Linked DNA regions of Homo sapiens: region 1 is linked to region 2. The links are chromatin loops, found by intact Hi-C in ENCODE. Cell type or tissue: prostate gland. All regions are shown on one strand. Region 1 has its middle 73 kb from the start of ABCB5. Region 2 has its middle 110 kb from the start of ITGB8-AS1.

Region 1 (5,000 bases), 100 kb after region 2:
TAAAGGGTATTCAAATAGTAAGAGAGGAAGTAAAACTGTCTCTGTTTGCAGGTGATATAATCCTGTATCTAGAAAACCCCATCATCTCAGCCCAAAAACTTAAGTTGATAAGCAACTTCAGAAAAGTCTCAGGATACAAAATCAATGTGCAAAAATCACAAGCATTCCTATATACCAACAACAGACAAGCAGAGAGCCAAATCATGAATGACTGCGCATTCACAATTGCTACAAAGAGAATAAAATACCTAGGAATATAGCTAACAAGGGAAGTGAAAGACCTCTTCAAGAACTACAAATCATTGTTCAAAGAAATAAGAAAGGACACAAACAAATAGAAAAACATTCTATGCTCATGGATAGGAAGAATCAATATCATGAAACTGTCCATATGCTTAAAGTAATTTATAGATTCAATGCCATTCCCACTAAACTACCATTGACATTCTTCACAGAATTAAAAAAAACAACTTTAGAATTCCTGTGGAAGCAAAAAAGAGCCCATATAGCCAAGACAGTCCTAAGCAAAAAGAACAAAGCTGGAACCATCACACTACCCAACTTCAAACAATACTACAAGGCTACAGTAACCAAAACAGCAAGGTACTGGTACAAAAACAGACACATAGACCAATTGAACATAATAGACACCTCAGAAATAAGACCGCACATCTACAACCATCTGATCTTCGACAAACCTGACCAAAAAAAAGCAATGGGGAAAGGATTCCCTATTTAATAGATGGTTCTGGGAAAACTGGCTAGCCATATGCAGAAAATTGAAACTGGACCTTTTCCTTACACCTTATACAAAAACTAACTCAAGATGGATTAAAGACTTAAATGTAAAACCCAAAACTATAAAAACCCTAGAAGAAAAGCTAGGCAGTATCATTCAGGACATAGGCACGGCCAAAGATTTCATGATGAAAACATCAAAAGCAATGGGAACAAAAGCAAAAATTGACAAATGGGATCTAATTAAACTAAAGAGCTTCTGCGCAGCAAAAAACACTATCATCAGAGTGAACAAAGAACCTACAGAATGGGAAAAAATTTTTGCAAACTATCCATCTGACAAAGGTCTAATATCCAGAATCTACAAGGAACTTAAACAAATGTACAAGAAAAAAAAAAACAACCCCATTAAAAAGTGGGCAAAGGACATGAACAGACACTTCTCAAAAGAAGACATTTATGTGGCCAACAAACATATGAAAAAAAGCTCAACATCATTGATCATTAGAGAAATGCAAATCAAAACCACAATGAGATACCATCTCACACCAGTTAGGATGGCAATTATTAAAAAGTCAAGAAACAACAGATGCTAGTGAGGCTGTGGAAAAACAGAAGCACTTTTACACTGTTGGTAGGAATGTAAATTAGTTCAACCATTGTGGAGGACAGTGTGGCAATTCCTCAAAAACCTAGAAACAGAAATACAATTTGACCCAGCAATCCCATTACTGGGTATATACCCAAAGGAATACAAATCATTCTGTTATAAAGATACATGCACATATATGTTCATTGCAGCACTACTCACAATAGCAAAGAAACAGAATCAACCCAAATACCCATCAATGATAGACTGGATAAAGAAAATGTGGTACATACATACCATGGAATACTACGCAGCCATAAAAAGGAATAAGATCATGTCTTTTGCAGGGACATGGATGGAGCTGGAAGCCATCATCCTCAGCAAACATACACAGTAACAGAAAATCAAACACCATATGCTCTCACTTATAAGTCAGAGCTGAACAATGAGAACACAAGGACACAGAAAGGGGAACAACACACATTGGGGCCTGTCAAGGGGGCAGGGGGAAGTAGAGTATCAGAATAAATAGCTAATGTGTATGGGGCTTAATACCTAGGTGATGGGTTGATAGGCGCAGCAAACTACCATGGCACACGTTTACCTATGTAAAAACCTCTACATCCTGCACGTGTATCCCAGAATTTAAAATAAAATATAATTAAATTTTTAAAAATTGTCCCTATTTTTTTATTTTTAAGAGAGTGAACTTTAAAGGAAGTCGTGGGTTACTGATGTTCCACTGACACAGTCATTTATTGAAAATGACTGGAAGTCTGCGCACTTACATGCTCTGGGCCTCTTCCTGTTGTCTGTCATCTGCTACATGTCAAAACTTGTTATTTAATCAGAGCTAACATATCCCTTTCAGCCATGCAACTGGATTCTAGATTTGACTTTGTCACAGTATTTGGAAAGATGTCTCTTTGTTCTTTCTCTGCAGTCTTTATTTAAGCTATCTTAGCAATTATCCTCTTGGTTTCACAATAACATCACCTCTACATATGTTCTTTGTGATGAAAATAAGTAAGACCTGGTGGAAAGAAACTGAGATTATTTTCACCCAAAGACCTAGATTTGAGTGTTGATTTTGCCACTTATTAAATCCTGGGTATGTTTTCTGACATCCTCAAGCCTTGGTTTTTTTACTAGTAACATGGAGAAAATAGCTAAACTCACAAAATCATTGAGAAGATTACAGGAGAGTATATGGAAAACAACTTAAAGTAGTATATAAATGTAAATAAATATGTGTATGGAACTATGTAAATATATATGCAAATACATATTATCATTTAGTTTTGCCAAATAAAATGTGAAAGAAACATCAGACTCAGGAATATCAACATTGCAAACCTAGAAAGACAAAAAGTGCAAATTTTGCAGGGCTTAACTTAAAAGTTTCTAGAGGACAAACACTTGTGTTGGTGGAAGGCCATGGTGTGACAGGACACACAGGCTCGCCTGCTGGAGAGCTTTTATGAGCCTTGGCAGCACAGCATAAGAGAACAGATGATTCAGATCCTCTTCTTGTGAAATCCAAATTATGTATTAATAGAATATGTGCTGTGACTGTTTTCCTTGATACAAATGTAAGGTAATAGTCTCAGAATTTCAGATCTAATTGCTTTGTTTTGGATTCTTGTCATCTAAATTTAATCCTAAAAAATGCATGCTTAATTGGATGATTCTTCATCGTGTTGCTTTTTTGTTTTTAATCTACACACAAGGGGTCAGAGTGTATATATTAGAAGTTATATTAAATATTTTAATTTTTCATATAAGACCTTCATATAAAATGTATTTTACACACACACAAAAAAGAGGGTATTCTAAAGCCTCACTATGCCAAGTGTAGACTATAATCCAGCAGCAGCAGCAGCATCACCTTGGAGCCTGTTAAAAATGCAGCATCTCAGGCTCTATCCTAGACCCATTAAATCAGAACCTGTATTGTAATAAGAATCCCAAATGATTTATATATGCATCAACTTTGAAAATAACTGGTTTTGATCATCTAATAGTTAGGTTTAGTTCAGTTGTTATGTCATTTGTTCTATCCAACAATATTGACTTTCTCTATAACTGCGATAGAAATTAGGAAGTTTCTCCTTTTGGCACTTACACTTTTTTTTTTTTACCCCCATACCATGGAATGTGAAGGCATTTGTCTTTGGGTCCCCACTACCTCACCAAGCCTCCATTCTCTCCCTTTTCATCTTCCTCTTCCCTCCCAAGCTATGTTTCAGATGTGCTGCAATACTCAAAGCTTACATTCAGAGGTTAAGTGTACACTACGTAGGGTCCCAGTTGGGTATTCAGTTTGACTACAGCATTGCTCAAATATGGTGATGCTAGGAAGATTTTTAGCCAGGAAGATGTTGAAAAAAGCAGCTAAAAGTGGAAAATATTTATGGCTTCATTAAGATTGGCCTGAGGCACCATGGAACATTTTCTCTCTTAATCTTTTTTCATTATGTAATCTGTTCATGGAATTCCTAATTCTGCATGACATGCCATATGAGTAAATGGGTTTTGCTTATGGATGTAAAGATGGAAATTCAATTTAAATTTAAGGATAAATAAAGAGAGGGAAGAGAAATAGAATTCCATAGAATAGAATGGTAGTTCCCCAGAGGATAGGGGACATAGAATAGGAACTCCAGGTTTCAATACTTAAAGAAAGTTTTGGGGTGCCAAGGGGTGAGAAAACAGTTATGGAGATTTGGGCAAGATTGAACCCCGAAGATCATCATTCAGAGATATGAGGAATCTGGGCTCTTCCCTTAGCATACAAAGCAAGTCTTTCAAGGATTTTTGCAACATGAAATGAGTGCACTGGTGATAGGCTTGTACCATATTTTGAGTTTAGAAATGAAACAGTATTCAAAGTAATAATTTTTAAAGCATTTAAATAGGAAAACACTCAGAACTATATTGCTAAAAACATAACCGTTAAGATATCACAGAAGCCAAAATATCACAACATTATTAAAGTCCCAGCAAAATAATAAAAAAACAAAAAAGAAATATTTTGAAAAATAATAAGAAACAAACAAACAAACAAAGTCCCAGCAATTTGACTTGAAAATATTTTGCCATTGGTAATTACAAAGCAGCTTAAATTCTGAAGCTTTCAAGTGCAAAAAGAAAATAAAAAGTGTTTTTCAAATTGCAAATTAGTATAAACAAATGGAAAGAATGACCAAGGATGACTACATATGCCTAAGTATGAACTCACTATAATTAAGAAAACTCATAGCTTTGTGAAGAATTCTATTCTTGAAGCCATCGATTACACTGTAAACTAAAATAGAATTTGCCTTTGAAGAAGTTATTTCAGCCCTCTGAGCCTGAATTTTCCTTTTTATTTAATGCTGCTTACTACCCCCCACCTTGCCGGGCTTAATTCATAGGAGCTAATGACACAATGGTCCTTTTTTCTGACCAACAGTCGAATGGGGACCTTTTCCTCTAATTTTTGAAAAGTATTGCAAAGGCATATAAATAAAATATATTTATCAAAGTATGTAAGGAATTATCTTTACCAAAAAGCATAACATTACATAAAGTAGATGTTCAGAAAAACCCGGATAGTTAATCACTTTTACTCTAGTCTTTGAAGTCAAATAATTGATGCATAACTGACTGAAACTGTTTGATATCATTAGGT
Region 2 (5,000 bases):
GGAATTTCTACATGCCCAAAGTAAACCCAACTCTCTGGGGCTTAGTGGGGTGTTTTTTTTTTTTTGGTGTTCTGAAAAGATTATACTCCTATTTATTTGGTTTGTTTGCCTTCATTGAAATCCTGCCTTCTCCCTCAGACTTGAGGTACCAATAAAATAATGGTACAATATACATAAAAAGAGCATCTGGACAAACAGGTATGCCAATAGACAGCCTAGGCCGCATGTGTGAATAAGTAGATCATATGAGCCATCTGAGCTTCTTTAGCTGGGTTTCTTATCTTCCAGGAAAAATAAAAGGGGGCTAGTGATACAGAAGGGCTGGGCTTCCAGCCAAACCTCACCCTTAAGCCTGGAACTGCAGCCCTAAGTGAAAACGGCTAATCCCGTTTTTCCGCCCAAATATTGCCTTTTTGGCCCAACCTGCCGCTATCCTGTGCTCATTAAAGACTTCAGCTAGCAGAGTAATACAAGTGGCTGAGCGACAAGCAGAGAAGCAACTGAGTGTTGGAGACTACAGATAGGCATGGCTAACCTCAGATAGTGTGTCTTCGCAGAGGAGCCTGGCCAGAGACAGCCAGGCTTCAGGGAAAGATTACCTTCCCATCCCTTTTCCAGCCTCTCTTTCCACTGAGAGCCAGCCACTGCTCAATGATGTCTTCCACATTCATCACCTTTCAACAGTGAGTGTGACTGATTCTTCCTGGATGCTGGACAAGAGCCCAGGTGTCTAGAGGGCAGGGGCTGCCCCCTTGACCCTCTACTGAGCTGATTGGCACTTAGCTGTCCCTGGATGGCAGAGCTGAAAGAGCATTGGTTGTAAGACGCTTGGATGCTGCTGCTGCAGTGCCCGCATAGAGCCTGCTCCCTCCAGAGAGGAGTGACCAGCCAGTTCCAGCATTTGTTCGCTCTGGTTCCTACAGTTGCTCACTCACACACTCCCTCCCGCAAGGAGTGGCCAGCGACAGGCTGAGTGGAATAAGCCACTCCAGGTGCTGCCCACAAAGGGGTCAAGGGAACTAACCCGTCTCATCTGCTGGCTCACCCAGGTTATGTCAGACAAGTGAGCTCATATGGAAATGTCTCTCTTTTGGGTGAAAGGAACGTTGGTTTTGTGGCTCTGTTTCCCTTCACAGAGGTCTAGCTGTTGACTAGGACCAGAATATGGTGCTGAGGAACCGAAGGAATCTGGCTGAGGCTACTCCTCAGTGTTGTTGGAAGGTCCCAAGACTGAACTCTGTCCCCGACCACCCTAACAGGCATCGGCCAAGACCCTCAGACTTTGCTGTGGTATCTTTGTATCTTTTCTTCTTTCACGGCTTCAAACTGCTCCTATCTCTTCTTTAACAATGTTAAACTGCAGATATGTTAGCACACCAGCGCCTGCGAAGCCTTTCCTCCCATGACTGAGGGGTCCTTATCAGGTGAGGGATACACTGATTAAAGGAACCCATTTCCATAGAGCAAGAAGGTCTTTCCCCCGGTCTCCTTCCTTATGCACTTTAAGCTGTTTTTTTTTTCTTTTCTTTTCTTTTCTTTTCTTTTCTTTTCTTTTCTTTTCTTTTCTTTTCTTTTCTTTTCTTTTCTTTTCCAAGTGAGAGGATCCCCTTCCCACCTCAGCACTCTGCTTATGATTGGGAGGCAACAGAGGAGCGACCCCTGCTGGCTGAGAACTGCAAATTTGGCAAGACCCATCTAGGACTTAATCTAAATGAATCCGCGCAGCTCCTGAAATAACTTTTTGTCTCAAACTAGATTCCAACCTTCAGATTGAAGCCCTAGAAAGGAAAACCAGATCTGAGGGCTCCAAAGCCAGGCAAAAGACACAGTGTAAGTGGGTGGGACTAATTCCTGCCGATTAAACCACTGCTTCATGGAAGGAGGTCAGGCTCCAAGGCATAAATGAGGCCCAGGGACTCGAAGGTTGTCAATAGTAGGGGAGGTAGAGGCATAGGTGAGTGTGGATAATTCCTATTCTCTAGGCCCTCCCTGATTCATGGGTGCAAGCCACATTGGCACGCACGGGTGGCACCCGCCAAGGTTGCTGGGACTTGGGGATACAAAGACAGAAGAGAAAGGAGATGCCTGCTTTCTCTCTCCCTCATACCCTGGGTTATTGCTGAAAGAAGGAAGGGAATTGAAGGACCCCCCATTCCCTGTCTTTCAGAATGGGCGGCAAGCTATCTTCACCACCCTTTCAAAGCTAGGTTTGAGTCCCTTTGAGATGATGTATGGACAGCTGTTTCTCACCAATGATCTCTTGCTAGACCAAGAGAACTCCGACTTAATTAAACATTATAACCTCTTTGGCTCACTTCCAACAGGAATTGAAACAACTGTTGGAGGCCCAGTCGCATGAACTAGGGCCACCTCTGTTCAACCCAGGGGACCTGGTACTGATGAAAACACTTTTTCCTTTTCTCCCTCTCTGGCGTAGACTGGGAGGGACCTTACACTGCACTTTCTACTCCTATGGCAGTAAAGTTCACTAAAGTAGATTCTTGGATTCACTATACCCAAATAAAGGCCTGAGAAGCTGACGGGATTACCCGTCAACCCAGAAGAGCACCCAAAGTACCAATGTGAAGAGATCGGAGACCTCAAGCTAAAAATCTCAAAAGATAAGTGTTAATAATAAACCTTCCATGGATATCCTCTTTATAGTCTTGCCTACACTTGCTGTTCCTACCTTTGTTCTGTTCTATACCGCGAGGCACAATATTGTTTTCAGAATGATTAGTATGTTTTGCTTCTTATTTCTGTAATCTTTGGCACTCAATTCTTCCCCTGCATAATACACATATTTGACCCACGCACACGTCACCTTGTAAAACTTGTTTATTTCTCTTGCCTGGAGGCCATCAAACTCCAAAGAGGCAGGCAGCTGGAGCCTCAGATGATGGCTTTCTTTTGCTGGGGATCCTTGGGTAGACCTCTGGGAGGAATGTGGCTGTCATTTTCCCCAAACAACACCCCCTTTCAGCAGGAAGTAGCTAAGACTTGTCATTGTCCATATTCTAAGGGCAGTTAGATGTGCCTCTTCAGAGAAGGGAAATGATACAGAACGTCTGGGCTCCTAGCTAAACCCCACTCTTAAGCCTGGAACCACAGCCCTAAATGAAAACAGCTGACCCTGTTTTTCTGCCCAAATATTGCCTTTTTGGCCTGCCCCACCCCTATCCTGTGTCCATAAAAGACTTCAGCAGGCAGAGCAACTCAAGTGACTGAGTGTCGAGGATACAAGTGGCTGAGCAGTGAGCAGAGAAGCAATTAAGCATCAGAGACTATGGATAGACGTGGCTAACTTCAGATGGTGCAGCATCAGAGAGGGGCCAGGCTTCAGGGAAAGATCACCTTCCCATTCCCTTTCCCACCTTACTTTCTGCCAAGAGCCACCCAATAAAGTGCCACTCAATAAAGTGTTCCACATTCATCAACTTTGTTTTTTTTTTGTTTTGTTTTGTTTTGTTTTTTTTTTTGAGACGGAGTCTTACTCTGTCCCCCAGGCTGGAGTGCAGAGGCTCGATCTTGGCTCATTGCAACTTCCGCCCCCCAGGTTCAAGTGATTCTCCTGCCTCAGCCTCCTGAGTAGCTAGGATTACAGGCATCTGCCACTGCGCCCAGCTAATTTTTGTATCTTGGCCAGGCTGGTCTTGAACTCCCGACCTTGTGATCCACCCATCTTGGCCTCCCAAAGTGCTGAAATTACAGGCATGAGCCACCGTGCCTGGCCACATTCATCAGCTTTCAAACAGTTCATGTGACCTGATTCTTCCTGGACACCAGACAAGAACTCGGGTGCCAAGAGGGCAGGGGCTGCCTTCCTGACCCTCCACTGAGCTGGTTGGCACTTGGCCATCCCCAGACGGCAGAGATGAAAGAGCATTGGTTGTAAAACACTTGGACGCTGCGGCAGGGCCCACACAGAGCCTGCTCCCTCCATAGAAGAGTGACCAGCCAGTTTCAGTGTTCATTCACTCCGGTTCCCACACTCACTCATCCACACACTCCCTCCCACGAGGAGTGGCCAGCGATTGGGCTGAGTGAAATGAACCACTCCATTTCCCACCCATGAAGGGGGTCAAGGGAACTATCTGAGCTTCTTTAGCTGGGTTTCTTATATTCCAGGAAAAATAAAAGGAGGATATAATCACTCAATTATCATTTTGGAGAAAGAGAAGGTTATAAGTGTGTTCTCTAGGAAAGAGATTTTTAGAGAGAGATTTGTATTGATGGGGTTTCCTGGTGAGTGCTCTGGGAAACAGCACCTATAGGAGAGTGAGGAAAACCAGAGGGGTCGAGAGGGGAGTTGGACTGTGAAGCCAGCAAATAAAGGCTCCCTGGTGGGTAGCACTAAAGTAAGGATGGCTCTGCAGAGTTGTTCCCGTTGGAATAACAAAAACCTTTATGTCCCTCACCCCACTGCCCAGATTGTGCCATCATTGGTCGCAAGCTGTTCCTGGAGTGCAGTGAGTCACATTGACCCAAGTGGCTCTCTTTATGAGAGGGCCATGGAGGCATGGATGGGAGGAGGCCTTAGCTACAAGTCATCAGCTCTCAATTCCTCCAGCAGCTGGGTTATGTGTACTTTGGTTCTGAAAGTTATGGATTTGCACTGCTATCCTAATTGTCCACTACAAAAGAAAGAAAACAGATTACTCTCTCTGGGAAAGCAAAGTTATTTCAAAACAGAAAACTGAGGAACATGATGGAAAAATTCTCACCAAAAATCCCACAGGAAACACAGTTAACAGATTTCGTAGAGCTATTTTCTAGCGTATCCTTTGATCAGAGAATAACATTAAAATTCCTCTCTCCCTGAGGGTGATTCTGTAAGGGATTAAACCAAAACAACTCTGGGATTCAATCTTCTGGAGATCCAGCTACATTCATTCATTCCGTTATTCAACAAATATTTACTGAATGTCTGCTGCATGCCAGGAATCATGCTAAGCATGAGACCACCTTCACAAAAGTGAGAGAAGTCTAGCTTGGCTGAC

The links. A loop is a pair of places that touch in the nucleus more often than their neighbours do. Peaks named below come from ENCODE experiments on the same cell type or tissue, not always from the same donor. Only the 100,000 strongest peaks of a DNase experiment are listed, where the experiment ranks them.
Region 1: a loop joins it to region 2, with 1.8 times the contacts of the local background. A loop is called at or near these places in 1 of 110 quality-filtered maps.

Annotation. Positions count from the first base shown.
Region 1 is chr7:20,539,988-20,544,987 of GRCh38, forward strand. No RefSeq gene overlaps it. Among named protein-coding and RNA genes, the nearest start is that of ABCB5, 73 kb to the right of the region's middle. In prostate gland, no CTCF peak of the experiment used is centred here; a DNase peak (open chromatin) is centred at 2,794; H3K27ac peaks cover 410 bases.
Region 2 is chr7:20,439,250-20,444,249 of GRCh38, forward strand. No RefSeq gene overlaps it. Among named protein-coding and RNA genes, the nearest start is that of ITGB8-AS1, 110 kb to the left of the region's middle. In prostate gland, no CTCF peak of the experiment used is centred here; DNase peaks (open chromatin) are centred at 1,683 and 2,856.